3 separate regions of the Homo sapiens genome follow, and regions 1 and 3 are each linked to region 2. A link is a loop called in an ENCODE intact Hi-C map of the cell type or tissue named here. Cell type or tissue: Caco-2. All regions are shown on one strand.

Region 1 (4,000 bases), 72 kb after region 2:
CTAAGCAATCAACCCAATAAAAATTTAATACCATTCAAATGAGCTTCTCAGAGGTATAAATGTCTTATTCATTCATCTATTCATTTATTTTAATGTATTTATTTGTTGACTGTTCTGGGCCAGGCCTTGTGCTAGATGTCTTTTTAAATCCTGTATTAGATGTTTTATTGCCCTTAGTTCTGATAATTCTTCTTAGTAGGTGATATTTTCCTCATTTTATAAATGAAAAAAGTGAGACTCGGCATATGTGGACTGTAGCAAATAAGTTATTTGACTTAAACACACTCTATAGATTTACGTAAAGTCAAGATTTATGTAAAGTAAATAAACATCGTATAATAGGAACATTGTTTTGGCAGCAAGTATACTAACATTGGATTAAGCAACTTGAGGTTTACTTTTCTCATATAATTAGATATATGTAGATAGTCTGTTAGTATTAGTTCAATAGCTCAAAGATATCAAAACCAACATTTCTGAAATCCCCTTGGTCTCCCCACTATCCTCAGTTACAAGCATCATGTTCACATTTCAGGAAGAGGACAGAGGAAGGAAGTGGTGCTAATGATACTAATTCAACCCTTGTGCCTGGGCAAGAGCTTTCCCAGAAGCCACCAAAAAAGATTTGTGTTCCTGTACCAAGATATCTATCACAGGACAGGTCTCCATTGCAAGAAAATCTGACAGAGTGAGTATTTATTTTTTTCTTTTTTTTAGCCTCTGTGATGTAAACAGCAAAAGAAAAAAATGTAGTGAATGGAAGTTGGGCTTCTCAAAAAATTGACCAGAAATCATCATAATTTTAATCTAAAACTATTGCGTATATTTTCATGGTAGAAAAAAAATACACATAGGCAATAATAAAACAACAAGCAGTAGGTCAGCTTGGAAAGGAGTTTGCCAGGTTGTGTGGACACATGATCATTCGTACGTGTGTCTGTGTGTTTATGTGGCAGAGGAGAGTGAAATACAAGGATTAATATTGGGAACCTAGATTTAAAAATAGACATAGAAAAAAGCATCAAGAAAAAAGAGTAAGAGTTAGTTTTTATATGTGACAGCTTATTCTCAATCCAGAAAAATTGCGGAAAACACAGTCAACATAGTTTGATTCCCTCAGTAGCTTCTTATTGCCTAACAACTTTGGTAGATACTCTTAACTTGATATGTCGGGTCTTTCAGTATCTGGCTTCAGACCAATTTTTTTTTTTTTTTTTTTTTTTGCGGGGGTCGTAGTTAGTTTTTTTTTTTTAAATTTAAATTTACCTTCTGGGATACATGTGCAGAACATGCAGGTTTGTTACACAGGTATATATGCGCCATAGTGTTTGCTGCACCTACCAATTCCAGACCCATTTTTAGTTTACCTTCTGCTCTTAATTACCCTATGCTCCAGTCACATAGATCAAACCTACTTGTTGGATGTCCCCCATATTTTTCTTATTTAGTCATGTTATTCTCCATCTTACTCACGTTAATATTTTCTTACTTTTATGCATGATGTCTGCTATTTAAAGTCTTAGTCATCTTCTAAAACTTGTCTTAGGTGACAACTTCTCCATGAAGACTTTTGGATCTCTCCAACTGAATGTGAACATTCAATCTACCTTTCATAACACATTAAAAAATTACTTCTCATATGATGCTTGTCCTGCTTTTTAAAATTTAATTATATACTTGTTAATTTTATTTTAACTTTTTTTTTCTAACCAGACAACATAGTTCAGTTAAGGTTTAGGAAGGATGGGTTGTAGAAGACAATAATTCTTCAGTTTAATTAATTATTAACAGTCATAAGGTTTATGTATTATGGACATAGAGTCTATAGTGTTCATGTTATATGTCGGCCTTGCAGCAAATTCAGCTACTGTCCTTTAAGCCAAGATTGAGGTTGTGTCATTTACTTATTAAATATGTTACTCTACTGCAATGTAGTGTTAACATCTGCACTGTACTCAACAGAAGAGTCAATTACTGTAATACTCTTGATATTAAACCACTAAACATGACCCTTCCTCAATGACAGCAGCTCAAATTGGATCTCATCCTGCTAAACTAGCTGATTCTTTGATCTGTACTGATTGCTTGGCATTACGTATATCAATAGCACTTAAGAGTTTATTATATGCTTCTGAAGCTCATAAAATATTGAGTATAGTTTTATTACATGATTATACTGCTGGGCTACCAAAGCCAGCAGGATGGAGGTGTGGCAGAGTGGAAAATGTTTAATGACATAGCTCAGTGTGTGTCATGGCATCCATATTTCTTCTCAATAGGGGAGCCACTAATGTCATAAACAGAAAATTAAAAATCAGCACTTTTGTAGGGAAAGTAACGTTCCCTCCTGTTGTTGCAGTTTGTGTAGAAGACAGAGGCAACTGGAGGAGAAATTCACATAATGCTGGAAGGCACAGCAGGATGTGTGCAAACCATTTTAGAGGAAAGTAAATACCAAGGCTGGTATTTGAAATATTTACCAAAGAGTTTTCCTCAGATTTTCTTGTACCCTTTGTACTTCTCCCTTTGGAGGAACAATACAGCATTTTAAAAAGCAAAATTCTATAGGATTACCAAAATCCAGTCCTCAGTTATTCAAAAGCCTAAACTCTCAAGAACTCAGATATCACATGACACAAGTGATAACTTTGAAAGATAGGATGAGAAAACAGACTACCCACCTTATCTCTCTCCCCAGATTAGATGGAGTTTCTCTGGGAGAAAATGAGAGAAGGATGAGAGAGAATGTAAACAGCTTAGTATGTGGCATTTCCTCAAGAAGTAGATTTGTGCTCTGCCCCTGCCACACCACATGAAGATTTCTTGAGGAAGGATATAGGAAATTATTCAGGATACACTTGGTGTGACCACACATTAAGAATGCTCATAGAGCTAAAGTGGTGCCTTCCAAAGTATCAGTGTGAAAGGTACCCAGACCCTGATGTGTTTCAAATTCATAAAACATATCCTTTATGCATGGAGAGCAGTACAGCCATGGCATAGGGATTAGTGCCCTAAATTTGGAATAAACAGCAGCCTGGGTGAATCTATGACCATAGGTCAGATGGGAACATGTATGTGTCAATAGGTGTTATAATAGACAAACAATAATATAGACTTTATTGTGTTATCTGACTCCTAACATGGGAAGACCACAGTGTTAAATAAACCCACCCTTCCTCTGGAATTTGTACAGCCAATTTCTGAAATTATATTTAAAATAAATTAAGGCCACTAAAATAAAATATAACACTTCAGTTTTTATACACTCCAATTTGTGGCTTTCCCAATACATGCAACATACCATTGATAAGGATCTAGTGCTCAACCTAGCTTTGAAGAAAGATAACATACTTTCCAGATTTAGAAATGTTAGCCAAATACAAGATATCAACATTCACTGTAAGTGAGTATAAACAAGAGCATCCCATGATTCAGTACATAGGCCATGTAGGCAGAAGAATGAGGAACAGAAGAGGATGAGAAAAGAGACTTAGACTTAAAGACACAGAATCTCATTTCTGTCAGTCTTTAAAAAGGATAAATTTCAAATATTTATTGCAACCTAAATATAATTTAGCATAAGTAGTATATAATTACATATAGTAACATAAGTTGACATCTATTTTCTCATGGTGAGTTTGGTCATTTTTAACAAGGCATTTTGTCTTCATATGTCCCGAGATTAAGAACACCTTCAGGCCTTGTTACAGATAGATATTTGACCAAAGTAGCTCCTCTCTGACTTTTATGTCAGGAGAACCCTGGATGGATAAAATAAGTTAGCAATATACCTTACCAAACGTATTTTATCAAGGCTTCTTTATTTTCTGGGTTTACTGACTACTGTATATCCATGCTGGAGTCCTTGGACTTGTTTGACATAGATGTTATAATACCCCAACCTTCCAACTGTATATGGATGGATATAATTTCCTCTAAATTTTTATCAAGTACATTTTTGAAAACAAGCAGTTAATTGATCATCAAAAAATGACAT
Region 2 (4,000 bases):
TCTAATAATAACAGTATTATGTCATCATAGCCTTTAGTAGTCTCAGGTTCCACTCAAAACTCATTTTTACAGAAAAAAAAATGTTTTGAGAAAGCAGCTTCCATGGAAGAAATGATAATGGCTAATATTAAATAATATAATATGCACTTTAACTGGAACATAAAAGCATCTTTTATTTATTCTATTTGTGAATGTATTAGTGTATGTAAAAATTTCAATTCTAAAATGTTTATTGCATATAACTATACCAATCAATACTTTAAAAATTAAACTCAAAATACATTCATGTTTTGAACCCACATTTAATGATTGCCTATGGAATTCAGAACATTGTGCTTAGTTTATATGTCATACACATGACTGTAAAGATGATCACAAATGGCTGGGCGCAGTGGCTCACATCTGTAATCCCAGCACTTTTGGAGGCCAAGGTGGGCAGATCATGAGGTCAAGAGAGGGAGACCATCCTGGCCAACATAGTGAAACCCTGTCTCTACCAAAAATACAAAAATTAGCCGGGCGTGGTGGTGTGAGCCTATAGTCCCAGCTACTTGGGAGACTGAGGCAGGAGAATCACCTGAACCCGAGATAGTGCCACTGCACTCCAGCCTGGGTGACAGAGTGAGACTCCATCTCAAAAAAAAAAAAAAATCACAAATTCTTTGTCATTTCTTTTATAGATTATTCTGTGTGGGATAAATAACTGCTTTCATTGGTAGAATAAAGTGGAAATAATGTATCCATCTTTGGGTATAGGATTTAAAAACTGGTATAGTCACTGTGTTACTTTCTGCGTCTTAATTTCCTTGCTTCCTCTTTCTCTTGAGATGCAGTCACCATGCTGTGAGGAAGTCCGAGGAGCCTTATGGGAAAGCACAGGTAATAGCTAATGCCAATATAGCAGCTGTGGTAGGTAGCCAGACTTTAAAGTGGCCATAATAATTCCTACCTTCTTGTATTCACACTGAATAGGACTGAACTGTGTGACCAACAAGATATAACAGAAATAACAGCGTGTGACCTCATAGGGTAAGCATTAAAAGCCATTGCAGCTTTTGTTTTGCTGTCTTTTAGACCACTCTGAGGAAAGCCAACTGCTGTGTCATGCAGTCCGATGATCGGTCCTTGTGGTAAGGAACTCAGGTCTTCTACAAATAGCCAATACCAGCTCCCTATCTGTGTGAGTGAGCCATTTACAAATAAGATTCCCTAGCCTCCGTCATACTTTCAGGTGACTGCAACCCTAGGCTACAGTATCATGACAGGTTTTGAGCAGAACCACCCAGCTATTCGCAACCACAAAACTGTTCTGAGAACAGGTTTTGAGCAGAACCACCCAGCTAATTCTTCCTTGCATACTCAATCCACAGAAACTGTGTTAAAAAAAACCCAAATGCTGATTATATTTTTAAGCCGCTACATTTGAAGTAAATTGTCACACAGTAATAGATAATGAATACACAAACCATTCAAAGAAGCCATCTTGGAAGCAGATTTTCCAGCCCCAGTTCATCCACTGTGTGGAACAAAGGCAAGACTTTCTCACTGAGTCCTGTCCAGATGGCAGGGCTCTACACTCTGTTTTGTTTACAGAATTTTACAGAATTTGTTTACAACAGAATTTGTACATAATTTGTTACATGTGTTTACAAAATTGTGAACAGAATGATTGTTCCTTTAAGCCACAATGTGTTGGAGTTATTTGTTATCTGGAAATTGATAACTGGAACATATGGTGATCAAGTAATATATATTCCTACTATCAGAGAGTTTACTGTATAGAGGCAGAAAAATAAATTTACAAAAGTATTATAATGGAGTGATAAGTTGTGCTATTGAAGCACAGAAAAGAAACACCTAACCTAGATACATGGGTAGGAATTCTGAGAAGGCTTCCCCGAGCAAAAACTATCTAAGTCTTTCAAGGGAACAAACTATTATTCTGATATTTAGGATATAATATGTCCATATAAATTAGTATTATTTACTTCTTTATTTCTCTCTGTCCTTGGAAATCCAAGTTCACAGCTTTCTATAATTATTGTTAAGTACTAAAATCTATGTTTACACAAATGCAATTCTGTAACATTAATCATTATTGTTGTCCTACAAGAAATAAAGCCAATATTTAATAGGAATAAATGCATTTAACGTATCTAATTAAGATTTGCTTTCTATCTTAGATTAACCATCATCATAGCTGGGGAGAGGACAGTCCATCCCGCTATCATCAAAACAGAAACGTTTCATGTTGATTACAGATCTAGATTCAGCATATTTGTTTTTGGAACCTTTATTAAACTCTTAAGGTTTCTACAGATTCTTGTCTCCCTCCCTTTCTCCCACAGCCCTCACTGGGCCATTCCATTCTCCCTGGTTGATAATGATAAGCGCAAGGAAAACAATCTAACAGCAAGCTTCTACAATTACTTGAATCCCAAAGCAGCTCACACAGGTCACCAAGAAAAGGAACTTAAAACATTTCTCAGATAAAGAGTTCTTCAAGATAGTAAGGCCAATAACCGGAATTTGTGAGACTGTAGATAAGGACTACATACTTATTATCTACATTACTTTTAGCAAAGTCCTAGGGAAAAGCAAGCATGCCGTTCACAGAAGATTTTTCAAGCACAAGTTCAAATTCATCGTTTTCTATATAATTAAAGTTCTCTAACCATGACCTTAGTTATTGTTGATGTCAGAAATACCTGGATCTACCCTAGATGAGGTGCTAATTAGATAATATGTAGCAGGTTATATCTTTTTTTCTATATCTGCATGTAGATTACATTAAATATAGAGAAGTATACTTTTTTTTTAGGGCAATCAGGGGGGTGCATATGAAGTTCATCCTTAACCACTACCTCAACTATATTTGGGGAAACATCTGCTGTGTTCTTTACTCACTTTATTTTTGTGGTTGAGAACACATTAACTTTGTGCAGTTTTCCTCTTTTTTTTTTTTTTTTTTGCCTATTTCTTTTAACATCTTGGTGAAGTATGCACTTCCTTCTAAATTCCAAAACTAAATCATCTTACTTCATCTAATTACCTTTGATGCTTTTCCTTCCTCCTATTAACAGAATCTCCTTCTCATCAATGTTGTTTGTTAGTATATCTCTTTGGCTGCTGTAGCAAAGACAAAGTAACATTGAGTTAAATAACATGGAGATTTCATGCAAGAATACAAGGGTAAATAATCCAGATCTTAAATGAAAGGTCCGTAATATTAGAGACTGCCGTCACCATGGTCTGGCTACCATATTGTAGTTTAAGATGATTGTTACTGTAATGGCTATATCCTACTCAACAGGAAAGGTATAAGGGAGGATAGAAAGTATGCTCCCTATCTTTAAAGACCTCACCTAGAAGTTGCACAGAGCACTTCCAATTCACAGCTAGAAGCTACTCACGTGACCTCACCTAGCTGCATGGGAAACTAAGAGAAACATGCTTTTGCTGGAATATGTGACCTACTAAAACTCATCCAATTCTGTGAAGATAAAATATAGGATTACTATATCCTATTTCTTTGCTATATCCTATACTATTTCTGTGATTTCTGGGGAGGCTTTTGTATACAGTAGATGCTGAACAAATATAGCTATGTAGAGTATATGTTGAAGGTTATGATAACATAAAATATTATAATTGTTTTTTCTTCTGAGACAGAGACTCCTGAAAATCTTTTATGACTCTTCTGATATCAAGAAACAGAAAACCACCTGGGCATCTCATGAATCTTAGAAAGAAGTAGAACTAGAAATTTCAAGTGTAAAATTAGGCTCCTCTGCATCTCTCAGGTGCTATAAAATCTCTCTGTACTCTTATTCTCCTGAATTGGCTGCATTTATCTACAACATTAACTCCATCCACCCTCTGGCTTGATTGATTTATGCATATATTTGGGCAATGGCCACCAGTGTAAACTTTTATTGTGACCTCCCAGCTGTAGCACATTTTACTAACAGAATCTTTTATATATCAAAGTCCTGGAGTT
Region 3 (4,000 bases), 86 kb after region 2:
CATCCTACTGGATACAACATATTTTGCAAACGTCATGTGTTAGTCTATAGGTTGTTTTGCTCACGTTTTGTTTTGCTCACGTTTAAAGATTTCTTTTGTTTAAGAGAGGCTTTAATTTTAATGTAGTTAAAAATGTTCTTCTAGATAGTTATTACCTCTTGTAATGGTCTATATGCTTTACTGTTTTGCCTTTCACTTTTAGTTTTATTAAATAACTGGAATTTTCTGTGTACAGTACAAAGTAAAAATGAAGCCATTGTTTTTCTGTGCAGATAATCCAATTAAACCAGTAGCACTGGTTGAAAAGATGAGGTAAACATTTCTAGAGATAATTTGAAGTTTTGGATAATGATATATTACACTAGTGGGGTCATGAATTTGCTCCTGTCAGATACCTAGGGGAAGAGCATGCTACCTTCATAAAAACAGGGATTGAGAAAATTTTAATCTTGAAAGGGTTGGTATATTTCAGGTTGACTCTTATTCCTAGGGTGTAAACTTTTGACATCCCAGTTTGGGACCCTTCACTCTTGATGGTCTTTGATCTCCAATTTTTATTCCCCTAGCCTCTGAACCTACCAAAAGTTCTTGTTTCACTTTCTTAGCCTCTCGACTTCCACTTTCAAATCAGCAAATGCTTTAAGGGAATGAGTTGTCCCAAGTATCAGGTTCACATTTCTGTGTTTCTTTCATTTTTCGGATCTTGGTCTGATGAACCTTATTTCCTTGATAGCTTACAAACAATGCTTACACACAGACCTTACTTTATTATTTTGTCTGCAATTTTCCAGTCATTCTAAGCAGGAGAGTTCTTTAAAAATAAACTAGTTTACATTGTCTGAAACAAAACTTACAAAATGTAATTTAAGACCGCTAATGACTACTTAACTTCCTAAAAGAGATAGGAATCCAGGATATTCCTGTGTTTCTGACTCTTCCTACCATATAATAAAACATCTATTTAATTTAACTCATCAAAAGTACTTAGTTGATTCCTGAAAGCTCTTTTAAGAGAGGTTATATGAAATCAGCTGGGACAGGTCAGCGGAAGAAATACATTTTTGGCCAGAGAAGGGAGTCCGTTATGCACCTTTCAAATAATAACCCAGAAGGAAAGTCTGACTCTGCCTCTGTAAATAGCTTTCCTGGTAATAGGGATGGTAGAGGTCATCTGTGCTTGTAATAGTGGTGTCTGGAAACTAATCGTAACACCTGTTTCTAGAGTATAAATTGCACAGACAATAGTGGCTCAGAGCCTGGTTTTGATAGGACAGAAATACTGTGATATTCCTTCAGGTATTGATTTTTCCCCATTTATTACTTTGTCCCAGGACTTTGGTATTGATTAAAAAGACACTGCTAGTTAATTTTGAGGCCATAGCTATGTGGCTAAGGAGAAGCCACAGGTTAGTGGTATTGCCTATCTTACTCAAGCCAAAACAAAGATACATTTAGTTTATGTCACCCTCTGTTCTCTATCTCAGTCTTTCTATTTATATTCAAGCCTTAAGTTTGTTTAGCCACATGATACAATAAGGCCTTATAATCTGTCTTTATTTATGGGTAAACTAATGTTTTCATCACTTGCTTCACTCTTGATAAGAATACTTATGCTGAAAATAGTGGGGAAGACAGGAATATTCTGAATCCACATATTTCTCTCGGGGAGTCTTCTGTTTAATATTTTCAAACAGAGAAAATAACTTACTACATTTGCTTCTTTTATAGCCATTAGTAGTACTAAGTAACTCATATGTACACAATATACAAAAATTCCAAAGTTTCTGAAAGTATGGTCAGCAGATAACCTGCATGATCAATATTTGCAGATAACCTGCAGAATGCATGATCAATATTTAAATTTGTCGGTCTCACCCCAGATCTAAGTCCACATCTCTGGTGGAGGGCCCAGGAATTGACATTTAAATGTTTCCTGTGCAAACATGATTCATATACACACTATTTAATATGCACAGTGGAAAGTTCTGTCACATATATTACCTCACAGAGCCTTCTGGAGTAGGTATAATTATCTCCAATTTCCCAGTGAGGAAACTGAGACACAGAGATGTAAACCATTGGAATAAATTCATATGTAAACTGATCTGGGATGCCAGTTCTCCTGATGCCAGGTTCAATGCTTATCTCATTACATCATCCTTACTCTCTGCAAAGAATCTCTGTCTTAGAAAAGAGATTTTGTCCACACAGAGCTTTCTAAGCAGCATAGCCCAAATGCCTGTCCTTTGCTCTGTGGAACCAATTATTGAGATCGTGTATTATGATAACTTTCAGCACACACACTGGGCTTTTCATTTTCAGAGTGCCCAATTTTGATAAAGCACTTTGGAGCTTGCTTGGAGGTTCTGTATATAAAAGCCATGTCATGGATAAAGCAGGTTTAACACCTGTGAGTGATAGCACAATATGAGGGTCACCAGGAGCAGAGACACTGCCACTGTTAGAGCAGGTAGAGAAGACTTATAGCAGACTTTGATGAATGACTCAGCCTCAAGTCCACAGATGTAAAGCTCATTAAATGCAATCCAGAATTACCTTCTCTAACAAATGAGAAAAAGTGACATTTTTCCTATCTGAGATCTTTAGCATTTTGTGGGCCAGCAAAATAAGTTACTGATAAAGACTGGTCTTCTAATTTACTTAGCTGGGAAGAATTTCAAGTATTCCCTCCAGCAAACACATGAAAATAACAACCATGGCCACTAGTAACAGCTACTGATATTGAATGCTCACTATATTCCACAAAGTTAGCCTATAGCTTATTATAACTATCTTACTTCACAGATTTGGATCATGATCCCCAAACACACAATCTCTATTGACATTCCTGAATGTTGAAATCCCAAAAGATCAAAACCTTTATTTATACAATGTATTGTATGTTTCAAAATAGCTGGAAGATAGGACATGTTTCCATATCCTGGATGATATATGCTGGAGGTGGTGGATACCCTAAATACACTGACTGTATCATTATACTTTCTAAGCATGTAACAAAATATCACATGTACTCCATAAATATGAAGACATATTATGTGTCAATAAAAATAAAAATGCATCATTTGCCTGCAGTGGAATCCCTTCCAGCTGATAACATTCGAGGAGCTTTTAATAAATTAAAGTTGCATTTGCCTTAAGAAGCCAGTGATAGGGAAGGCACTAAGATGGTTGACTAGAAGCAGCTAGTGTGTGCTGCTTTCACAGAAGAAAAAGTGTCAAGTAAATACTAGCTCTTCAACTGCAACATCCAGGTGGACACATTGGGATTCATCAAGGAAACAGCTCGACCCATGGAGAATGGAGAGGAGTGAGACAGGATGACCACCCACCCAGGCATGGCATGGAGCCAGGAGAGACCTCACACTGCAGGGAAATGGTGAGTGAGTGAGAATCCCCAGGAGCCCACACTTCTGCCATGGACCTTTGCAACTCTGGGCTCAGGAGATCTGCTATTACCCCCAACAACTGAGGCCTCCAGACTAACATGGAGAGCTTTGTGGAGTCTGGCTTCCGCTCATGTACACCCAGAGTCCTGGGAGCCTTGAATCCCTGGGCATCCTGGCATTCACAGCTGCAGGTCTGGCAACAGGGAGGTCAGGCTCCCTTGCATGCTCCCAGGAAGGGGACAAGAACTATGGATCTGAGCAGGGACAGACTGCAAGCCTTGCCTCCAATGCACCTCGCAGGAAAAATCCCACTGGCCTGGGACTCTAGCATGGCCACACCAAAACTGCCTAGGCTCTCAGACCAGTAGCATCTCTGTACTTCCCTGGGATGGAGCTTCCAGAGATAGAGGCTGGCCACGAGCTTTGCTGCCCCACAGCCCTCACCCTGTTGCCCTCAGGCTCTGGATGGTGCATGGTGATTAGGGACTGCCACGGAACTCCAGCACAGTGAAGCCACCTCATGGAAAAGTGGCCAGACTGTTTTCCACATAGTTCCCTTCCCTGCTTCTCCTCACTTAGTGGGGCCTTCTGAC

The links. A loop is a pair of places that touch in the nucleus more often than their neighbours do. Peaks named below come from ENCODE experiments on the same cell type or tissue, not always from the same donor. Only the 100,000 strongest peaks of a DNase experiment are listed, where the experiment ranks them.
Region 1: it touches region 2 in a loop (5-fold over the local background); 1 of 110 quality-filtered maps calls a loop at or near these places.
Region 3: a loop joins it to region 2, with 14 times the contacts of the local background. A loop is called at or near these places in 1 of 110 quality-filtered maps.

What each region holds. Positions count from the first base shown.
Region 1 is chr1:69,424,765-69,428,764 of GRCh38, reverse strand. No RefSeq gene overlaps it. Among named protein-coding and RNA genes, the nearest start is that of LINC01758, 6.5 kb to the left of the region's middle. In Caco-2, no CTCF peak of the experiment used is centred here; no DNase peak of the experiment used is centred here.
Region 2 is chr1:69,496,498-69,500,497 of GRCh38, reverse strand. LOC105378789 (a long non-coding RNA gene) reads right to left here. Exons shown (of 12, transcript XR_947488.3): 3 at 3,053-3,129. Among named protein-coding and RNA genes, the nearest start is that of LINC01758, 65 kb to the right of the region's middle. In Caco-2, no CTCF peak of the experiment used is centred here; a DNase peak (open chromatin) is centred at 2,387.
Region 3 is chr1:69,410,473-69,414,472 of GRCh38, reverse strand. No RefSeq gene overlaps it. Among named protein-coding and RNA genes, the nearest start is that of LINC01758, 21 kb to the left of the region's middle. In Caco-2, no CTCF peak of the experiment used is centred here; no DNase peak of the experiment used is centred here.